Linked DNA regions of Homo sapiens: region 2 is linked to region 1. The links are chromatin loops, found by intact Hi-C in ENCODE. Cell type or tissue: CD4-positive, alpha-beta T cell. All regions are shown on one strand. Region 1 holds the start of ZDHHC11B (zDHHC palmitoyltransferase 11B (putative)). Region 2 holds the start of BRD9 (bromodomain containing 9).

The links. Hi-C counts contacts between places; a loop is a spot of excess contacts. Peaks named below come from ENCODE experiments on the same cell type or tissue, not always from the same donor. Only the 100,000 strongest peaks of a DNase experiment are listed, where the experiment ranks them.
Region 2: a loop joins it to region 1, with 5 times the contacts of the local background. A loop is called at or near these places in 9 of 110 quality-filtered maps.

Annotation. Positions count from the first base shown.
Region 1 is chr5:782,879-787,878 of GRCh38, forward strand. ZDHHC11B (zDHHC palmitoyltransferase 11B (putative)) reads right to left here and starts at 1,851. Exons shown (of 14, transcript NM_001351303.2): 1 at 1,790-1,851. RefSeq lists enhancers at 1-545, 2,130-2,868 and a silencer at 1,800-2,229. In CD4-positive, alpha-beta T cell, no CTCF peak of the experiment used is centred here; DNase peaks (open chromatin) are centred at 1,133, 1,963 and 2,753; H3K4me3 peaks cover 2,315 bases.
Region 2 is chr5:890,902-895,901 of GRCh38, forward strand. BRD9 (bromodomain containing 9) reads right to left here and starts at 1,900. Exons shown (of 16, transcript NM_023924.5): 1 at 1,705-1,900; 2 at 739-953; 3 at 254-386. The coding sequence starts at 1,756. TRIP13 (thyroid hormone receptor interactor 13) reads left to right here and starts at 1,983. Exons shown (of 13, transcript NM_004237.4): 1 at 1,983-2,189; 2 at 3,886-4,051. The coding sequence starts at 2,098. RefSeq lists silencers at 1,241-1,459, 1,650-2,269 and an enhancer at 1,269-1,901. In CD4-positive, alpha-beta T cell, no CTCF peak of the experiment used is centred here; a DNase peak (open chromatin) is centred at 1,950; H3K4me3 peaks cover 2,155 bases; H3K27ac peaks cover 1,006 bases.

The DNA of each region.
Region 1 (5,000 bases):
AAAAGGAAGCCCCTGTTGACCATTTCTGTGAGCATTCTATGCTCATTTCCACAACGAGCATTTATAACCTCGTATAATCGCTAAAACATTTATTGCAACTTCAGGGAATTCGGGAAGATAGACCAACCGCAGCTGTAAGATTAAAACGCAGCCAGTGACCAGCGGAGCTTCCTCCACGCACACGCGGTCCAATCCCCATGACTTCATGTTTTGTGAAGATGCAAAGCGAGTTCATGCCGGCGCCTTTCTGAATCAGAGATCCCTTTAGAAACCATGAAAGCTGCAGACCCCTCCCGGGAAAACGCACACACCCTCCTGGAGCTCGCCTTCTGCAGCCGCTCCGGGAGCCCGCCCCTCCCCCACAGGCCCTCCGAGGATCACGTGGTGGGGAGGCGCTGGCACCGAGCGGCTGACAGGCGCGAGAGCCCAGTTCAAGGCGCCGGCATCAGGCTGCAGCTGCCTCACTCCCCTCCACTTCCTGCCCCTTCCCGGCCTTGGTCCAGCCCCATCTCCTAGTCCCAGGCCACAGGGAGCTGGGTCACCTCCCAGGGGCAGGGGCTGGCTGGGCGTGGGGGGAGACCTCTCCCCCTGAGAAGTCAGGCGGGGAGGGGTGGCCGGGGTGGGCGGAGGGGCCCAGTCCTCTATCGGTCCCCCAGGGGCCCTGCACGCAGAAGAGCCAATAAACATGCCAGGTGGATCAGCGGTGACACTGAGAGGGAACGCAACACCCCATCAAAACAGCAGCCCCCCAACCCCCATCAAAACAATAGCCCCCAACCCCCATCAAAACAGCAGCCCCCAAACCCCTATCAAAACAGCAGCGCCCAAACCCCCATCAAAACAGCAGCCCCCAACCCCCATCAAAACAGCAGCCCCCAAATACCCATCAAAACAGCAGCCCCCAAACCCCATCAAAACAGCAGCCCCCTAAACCCCATCAAAACAGCAGCCTCCCAAACCCCATCAAAACAGCAGCCCCCCAAGCCCCATCAAGACAGCAGCCCCCCTAAACGCTTATCAAAACAGCAGCCCCGCCACTGCCCGGGAGGGACAGGCTTCTCACCTCCCTCGGCTCCGTTTACGTAACCGAAACCGCAGAATAAAGGGCTCCTCAGATCCTCGGGCGCTGCTCCCAGGGGTGCGGGAAGGTGTCCCGGCAGCGCCTCTCCATCGCCACAGGCCCGCGGACAGTAGCCAAGGCCCGGGGCAGCTGGAGGCTCTGCGGGGGGCGGTCTGACAGCCCCACCTGCCAGGACGCGGTGGTGTCAGGACCCCGAGACCCGCTCATTCTGGGCCGTTTCTGTGGCCAGGGATCTCAAAACGTGCTGCGGGCAGTGGCTTCATTCCAGCCCTCCACGCCCTAATTTCCCACGCCTCACACCGGCGGCCCCCTACGCCTGGGAATAGGGAAACGGTTCCAGCCCCGGGCTGGGCAGGGTCTGGAGGGAAGGGCTGCAGGGGCGTCCGTGGCCGCGAAGAAAGGCCAAAGCGCCAGGCACAGGGCCCGGAGAAAGTGACAGACCTGTCCCTGGCGCGGCCGACGGTGACCCCCGCTCGCGGCCTTTGCAAAGCCTCCCCGTCGCGTCCTCGCACCGAGCCCGCAGCGCCGAACTCCGGGCATCCCAATCCGGGGGCTCAGGGACGCGCAGGGCGGCCCGGGAATGTGGCTCGGGGGAGCGCGGGGGGCAGGGGCTGCGGCGCAGGTGGCTGCTGGGGCTGACGGGCCCAGTCTCCGCCCCCGGGTGCCCCCCGCGCCGCGCCCGCAGGACCGAGCCCCGCGCCCGCTTACCTTGGAGACGCAGCAACTGCAGCGGAGGCTCCCCCGCGACCCGGCCGCGCGCGACCAAGTGCTCAGCGCAGCGCTCCCCCTGCCGCCCCGCCCCGCCCCCAGCCCCGCCCCCAGCGTCCCGCGCCCGCCCCTCGTGTTCATTGGCAGCCCCGCCCCCGCCGCCCCACCAGGCCCGGAGCATGCGCGGGCGCACTGAGACCTCAGCCTTACAAGACCGGCTCCGCTGAGGCTCCGCCGGCCGCCAGGTATCCGCTCAGCGCAGGGCGCGGCGGACCTGCGGGCCGTGGGAACCGCTGGGCAGTGGCAGCGAGGCCCCTCACCTGTCTCTGGGGCCCCCCGGGGACGACCGGACCCCGATCTCTGCGCCCCGCAGGACGCGCGTTGACGGTGCGGCGGGGGATGGATGAGCGCGGCCGCGGCCTCCTGGGGTGGGGTGGGTTGGCGGCGGGGCCTCGAGGACAGTGCGGGGCGAGCCCCGACCGCGCCCAGTTCTTTAAGGAGCCGCAGACGGTGCAGGGAAGCGGCAGGGCCGGGCTGTGAGGGTGCTCGGACCCCAAGGCGGGGCGCACCCAGGGGACTGGGCTTCCAGGTGGGGACAGCGCGGCCGGGGATCGACCTGAGCAGGGAGACGGGTCCGTGCCGGGCGCCCAGCGCAGCTGCTCGGGAGTGGGCCGCCCTTCACGCAGGAGTGGAGGAGCGGAGCGCGCACCCCTGACCCCGGCCTCAGCTTCCGTTCTCCCTGCAGGTCGCCCGTGTGCAGCGCCACCATCCCGGCCGCTCTTCCAATCTCGCCTTTCTCCGGGCACCTGCCGCCCCTCCCCCGCTCCCCAGACAGGCTTTGCGGAGGGGGCTCATTCCGCCCGGGGCTGCCGGGCCCTCCGCAGGAGTTGGCTCCCCACAAGGTTCCGGGGCCGAGACGACAGGGCGGTTCTGTGGTGCTGGGTGCTGGGACTTCAGGGGCACAGGGGCACCTGCCCTGGAGGAGGCCGAGGCGCAGCCCCCCAGGAGGAAGGGGTGCCTCTGGTGACTTTCAGCGGGACTCTTCCAGCCGGACTCTAGTGCAGCTGAGCTCCTCCCCCAGTCCCGGCTCTGTCCCTGCCCCAGGTGTCCAGCAGGCCCTGGAATCCGCAAAGGCAGAAGGGGAAGTTGGGGTGCTGGGTGCTGGGCAGGGGGTGCTGAGGCCTCACAGCCCGGCGGCTTGGCCCCCACCCACCCCACGGTGGTCCCGCGCCCCACACTTCCTCTCCTCTCCTGTGGTTTCTCCTTCCACTCAGTGCTGCCCAGAGATGGGCTTCTGTCTAGTTCTCCTGAGAAATTCCACACTCGCAGCTGGGAAGTCGGGGGACCCCCGAAGCTGTGCGGCGGCCACGCTGCGGCTCCTGCTTCCCTCCTGCTCGGGTGCGGGCTCGGCTGCCTTCTCGTCCCGCGGAGCCCGGAGTGCCTCCCCCTCGGGTAGATCCTACTAACAGCATCAAAGAAATAATGAAATAATCTCTCCTTGGTGTGTTCTTACCGTCCTAATAGGCACAAGGGGACTCTTCAGTGCATTTTCCAAAACCTGTACAAACTCTCTTGACATAAATGCAGTGAGTTTACAATAAAATCGCAGTGGGAGGTAACGTCAGGCTTCAGAGGCAGACATGGTCCTGGAGCCTTTGGGAGGAGAGGAGAGGAGAGGCAGCGGGCGCGGGGCGGCGTCCAGGGGGCTGAGCGAGGTCTGGGCAGGAGGACAGAGCTGAGCCTTGGGCTGCCCTGGCCCCTGCGCAGGACACACAGTGACCGGGGCTGGGGTGGGCACCCCGGTTCTACCGTCGGGAGTCGGCGTGTTCATGGAGTCTGTTTCCTTGTCTGTGGGTGAAACTTTGGCTTGGGGTCACGGGTGTGTTATTTCCCAGCGACAGTCGGTTCAGTCAGCACTTACAAAATCACCAGAAACAGGGGCACAGGATCTTGCTCAGCAGGGAGAGGTGGATCCTGATTCGGGACTCCAGGCTCTTCACCTGGCCATGGCTGCCCGTCCGGTGGCCCTTCCTGGCCCCCAGCTCTTGCTCCACTGCCAGACCTGGACAGCCTCCATTAACCCTGCAATTACTGAAAACCGACTCACAGCCAATGATGTGATCCACGCCAAGTGTCCCGTTATAAGATGTTTCCTGGGGATCCTTAGAAAATCACTACAAATGGGTTGAACAACAAGGCTTTCCTCTTACGGCTTAGGAGGCCAGAAGTCCGAGATCAAGGCCTGTGCGCTCCGGAGGTTCCCACCTCTTCCAGCTTCTGTGGCTCCAGGCGGTCCTGGGTGGTGGCCGCATGGCTCCACCTCTGCCCCTGTCCTCACGGGGCCTCCTCCCCCAAGTTAGTGTGTCTGTCTCTTCCTTTGCTTATCGGGACACCTGTCACTGGATTTAAGGGCCGCCAGGAGAAGCTGGGATAATCTCAAGATCTTTAATCGAATTACATCTACAAAGATCCTATTTTAACGTAAGGTCTTACTCTGAGGTTCCGGGTCAATGTGACTTTCTTGGGTGGGGGTCACTACCACCCCAGCACCAATGCTTTTCCCAGCTCCACCTGTGTTACCGTGTCAGTGACCAGGAGCGTTCCCCGGGACACCTGCCTGCTTGTAGCTGTTTCCACGGCTTCCTGCACAGGTTCTGCGTCCGCAGTTGGGAGCACCAGGCCAGGCAGCTGTCACATAGGAGGAGGACAGCTCTCCGGGACAAGCCCCTGCTGCCCGGCACCCGCGCCCACCCCTGCCTGGGTTTGGGGTTGGGTTTTGTGGGCAGAGGTTCAGGCTGACAGTGGAGGTTGGGAAGAGCAGACACAGCATGGTGGGTAGCACTGGAAGCCCTGGGTGGAAGGGATGGTGGGAGATGCTGGGCCATCTGGGTCTGCAGTGGGAGACCAGGACAGGAGCCCAGGTCCATTGGGAGGCCCCATGCTGAAGACGGAGGCACGGGGAGCGGGGGGAGCAATGGACTCACGGGGACAGCAGCAGACATGAAAAGGCCTCCGAGGCCAAGTGTGAGGATGCCGGGTCCCAGCACTGAGGTGTCCTGCAGCTGGACCTGTCAGGTGTCCACCCACCCCTGGCAGCTGCATGTCCTTTGACGGCCTATAGGCTGAGCAGCTTCTCTGGGCCCCGTGGGGGTGTGTCCCACAGCAGGTGAGCAGTCAGGGCCCCTTGAGAACCCTAACCAGCTCCTGTGTG
Region 2 (5,000 bases), 110 kb after region 1:
TATAAGCCATCCTTAGCTAACAAGTTAAAAAACAAAACTGAAGGGCACCAGTGGTAACTGGCCACGCCTTGCTCTAGACATTCAGAGACACCGGAGGAAACCTCAGGCCAGAGGACACCTGGGATGAGGCCCTGGAAATACCAGCTCTCCTCCCTCCCATGCTTCTCCCCAAAGCAACAGGACACGGTGCCGACCCCTCATTTACAACGATGAGCTGTGAACACCAGGAGAGTCTCTAAAAGTGCACCCTTGCCTGGCTGTGTCCGGCACGCTCGGACTGGCCGATCTGGGGGCGGCTCCACCTCCACCTTCTTCCCAGGATCAAAGTCGTCAGCCTCTCCCTCCGTGTCACAGTGCTCCCTCTCTCGCTTCCGCTTCTTCTCTTCCTGGGCGGCAGAGTCAAGGGAGTGAGAAAGGCAGGAGTAGGCGGGATCCGGACAGGTCTGCCCAATCCCCTCGCAGTTCTCAGGGGAGGGACAGAACTAAGGGAAACCCCCTCCGAGATCCTCCTCATGCCAGGCTCCCTCCTCACAGAGACCCTGGCAGGGTCTGCTGAGGAACAGCACACCCAGGATCCTGGAACTGAGTCTGCGGGCCTCAGCGGTTCGCGTTTTGCTACCAACGGAACACCCCCTCCCCTCCTCCAGCCACGCAGGCGCACTCTGCCTGGGTCCTGGGACCAGGCTCCCCACGGGCTCCTCGTGGGCAGCGTCCGGGCCACCGCCGCTGCTCCTTTACCTTTCGCTTCCTTCTTTCCTCATCGTCCAGATGCTTCTCCTTCTCGGACTTCTTCTTCTTCTTCTTTTTCTTTTCTTTGTGCCTCTCTCGCTCATGGTCTGACCTGTCATCATAGTAACTGGAGTCGTGGCCGGATCCTGAGAGTTCAGTCACTTCACTTCCTCCGACCTTCAGGACTAGCTTTAGAGGCTTCTCCAGGGGCTTGTCGGCATAATCTGCACAGACACAGACCGAGTTCTACCCGCGTGCTCAGGTGCAAACGCCACGCAGCCAGGTGAGACGTGAAGGTGCTAAGAGGGAAAGGCCTCCCTAAGGAGTACAGCGGGGCTGCCAACCAGCAGGGAAAGACGGAAGGGAAGACCACAGTGGCGGCATGTCACTGCCTCCTTGTTCTCCCTTCCCCTCCGCAGGGAGCTTCAGGTCCCTTTCGAGCCACGGTGTCCTCACCAGAGGCCCTGTGGGATGTTGTTCACATTACTCGTTCAAGAAGATGGATTAAGAGGGACCTGGAACCCCGGAGCCCGATCTCCCTCCTAGAAACCCCCAGCACTTCGGTTCACCCTCGCCTGACTTCCTGCAGGCGCCCGTGCTGCCCGCTGACACCCATGGAGCTGCTGCGGGAGCAAGGGAGAGGGAGGGAAAGGCGGGAGAAAGGGCAGCCCAGCTTCTCCCTGAGCTCCACACAAAAGCCAGCACAGATGCTTCCCTAGTCTCCAGGACCGGGGTGAGTGGGCTTGCAGCCTCGAACCCAGAACCCTCTACCAGGAACGTAAGCGCCTACCCAGGACCCCTCACGTGTGCCCGGTTCCCTGCCCGAAATCCCAGGACCCCCTCCCGCGTGCCCAGAACCCCTCCCTCGTGGCCAGGACCTCGCCCGGTGCCCAGGACCCCCGTCCGCGTGCCCGGAACTCCTCCCCCGTGCCCGGGACCCCGCCCGCCGCGCGTCACAAAGCGCCGCCGCCTCACCCTCGTAGGACGAGCGCCACTCGGCCTTGTGCTTCTTGTGCTTCTTGCCCATGGCGGCGCCGGCGGCGGGCCCGAGGCGGGGGCTGGGAACAGCTGGCACCCGGTCGGACCTTGGCCGCCACCGCCCCCTGGCCCTGGCTGGCCGCCCGCGCTCGCTGCGCCGAGGTTGCCGAGCTCGCTGGGCCGCGCCGGAAACGGGGCGAGGCGGGGCCGCGGCAGGAAGTGGCCCTGCCGGGCCCGAGCGCTTCCGGGTCAGGAGGTGGTGCGCCTCGCGCGGCAGATTCGAAGCTAGGGCGGGGCCCGCGGGCTGAGGCAGCGGCTGTGGCGGCGACGCTGGGCGTGAGGTGGCGGCGGCCGCGCCCTGGTTGGGTCCCCACTGCTCTCGGGGGCGCCATGGACGAGGCCGTGGGCGACCTGAAGCAGGCGCTTCCCTGTGTGGCCGAGTCGCCAACGGTCCACGTGGAGGTGCATCAGCGCGGCAGCAGGTGAGCCGGACCTGTCCGACACATCCTCTGGGCACCCACCCGCCCCGACCCCAGCGCGTGCACCGAGCCCCGACCCCAGCGCACTGATTCTGATGCGACCGAACCCCAGGGTACTGATCCGGCCCGACTGGACCCGGGCGCACAGGCCGCCGGGCCCCGACCGGATCCTAGCGCAATGACGCGACCCCACCGCAGGGCACTGACCCGGCCGACCCGAGCCCTGCGCGCAGGACCCCAGCTCACAGATTGAGCCCCGACCCGACCTCAGCTCACGGACCTGGCCCTGACCCTGCCCCTGCCCCGGCTGTCCTCCAGTGCATTGATGTGGCCCTGAGTCCCACGTTGGAGAATAGGATGGCTGCGCATTACAGAGAGCTCTAGTCTCAGCCGAAAGCTGGGTGGTTATTCTTTGAGCCACTGCTTCTCAGACCCTTTAATTGTTCCCGTTCCTCACGGACTCGATGTTAAATTTTTAGGGTTCAAAGCACATCCCACTCATTTGTGACCAAGTCAGTTCATGGTATGGTGGGGCCTGTGGGCTGTGCTGCTCCCTGGAGTGGGGGGAACTCAGCGGCGGGGCCAGACCTTCACAGACCCTCCTTATGTCCACGGAGGGTGGATTGAGGTCAGGTGAGACCACCAGCCTCAGAGGGGATGCAGAGGAAGAGACCTTTCCTTTAACAGAATAGCTGTTGACTGGGTATTTTCTAGGTGCTGGAGTTCAGACACGTCAGCATAATTGCACCAGGGCCCAGAGACACCTGCACAAAGCCCCATCACAGCCTGGCGACACCTGTGTAAACACCTTAGCGCTCAGAGACACCTGTACACAGTGCCACCGCAGCCTAGAGACACCCCATGTACAACCACACCTGGGCCCAGAGACGCTAGGCATAATCACACCAGAGCACAGCTGCACCTAGAGGACAGACACCTACGTACAACTGCACCAGAGTTCATAGACACCTGCACACAACCGCACTATGCATGGTGGTCGCTGCTTGTAGGGTGCTGGGACGATTGCAAAGGGGCCACATGTCACCTGCCTGGCTCTGAGGAGCCTGTCCAGGAGGGCTCAGAGGGAGGCAGACATTGAATAGGACTTAGAGGGTGACTGCAGTTGATCAGGCCAGTAAGCTGGGACAGTGCATAGCAGGGCACAGAGGTGTGATCCGGGACCAGGTCACTGTTGTAGAAAGGGGAGGTGTTAGGAGGACTGCAGCAAGGGGGACCAAGGGAAGCCCTGGATACCAAGCTGAAAGCATTAGATTTTCTCAGCACGAATCACGGCTATTGGAGACTTGTTACAATGCAGACCCCAGGCCTGACCCCACAGCTGTGGAACTTCATTAGTAATAGTGAAAGCCAACATTATTGCGTGCTTACTATGTGCCAGGTATCGTCCTAAACACTTTGAGTGTATTAATGACTTCACAGTAGCCCAGCATAGCGAGAACTCTTACTGTTGTCCCCTTTTTCTAACTGGGAGCTGAGGCACAGCTTCTTCAGGGCACAGCTGGTAGAGGACCCACAGGCAAGGGGTGGCTCTAGATTTGGTCCCAGGCAGGCCAACTCCAACTTACCCTGTTAACTACTGGGCTTTCTTATGTATTGTCTGAGTTTTTCAAAACACTTCATTTTAACATTTTGTTTTTGAACTAAGATCATTTATGTGTGTTTTGGCTTCTTTTTTTAGCACTGCAAAGAAAGAAGACATAAACCTGAGTGTTAGAAAGCTACTCAACAGACATAATATTGTGTTTGGTGATTACACATGGACTGAGTTTGATGAACCTTTTTTGACCAGAAATGTGCAGTCTGTGTCTATTATTGACACAGAATTAAAGGTTAAAGACTCACAGGTAAGTTACTAATTTGCTGGGCCAAGGAACAGTTAGCTGAATACAAAAGGTTGTATCATGAATGTCTTGCCGTTTTCATAGCCTGTTGTCAGAAACAGGTTCACTTCTCTGTTGGTTTGGGTGGCTAGACAAGTTCTTTTCACTAGCTGTCAGGAGCCAGGTGCTGGGAGTAGGAAGTAGCCCTGATGTCGGGGTGCTCTCAGTATAGCAGTAACAGATTGGAAACCAGGAATGAGAATGCAGTGCTGTACAATAGTGGGCTGCGCTGGTAAGGCCTGTGTGCCATGTCTCATTCTTTCAATCAGCAAATGTTTATAAAGTGCTCAGTGTGTGCTAGGACCATAGGAGGTGTGGGGCCACAGAGATGAGAAGATGGGCTTGCCTTATAGAATTCCTTTATCTCATCCCATGCATGGCCACCTCACCCACCATCTGAGTTGATGCGTATGGGTTAGAGGAGCTTTGTGTGAGGGCGTGGAGGCATTGGGGCGATTCTGGCACCAGTATAAAAACAACCTGAAACATTCCTAAGGAAGACTTATCACTTACAGCAGTACAATTCCTGTCCTGTAAGAACCAGCTGTGAAGGACAGGCTTGGTACTAAGTTCTGCTCGTGAGGTGGACCTCCCCATTCATACGTTAGGACTCATGTTTGTGCATGCTCAGAGCTTTGTGCACACTGAGATCTGATAATGCCGTGGTTTTGGCCAGTCTGAGGGAAGGAAGAGCTTCCCACACTGTTGTGGAGGGATGGACACCCTAACTGGAGGGCACGGGCTGCCCAGGGAAAGTTCTAATGTTCTCTGACTGCAGATTCACTTGTAGGAATTTATCGTAGCTGATAATCATGCAATTTTGTAGATCTTTCTGAACAGATGTTTGTTAGATGCTGTTAATAATAGCCAACAATTTGAAATATTTTAACTGTCCACCAGAGGTCAGTTAATA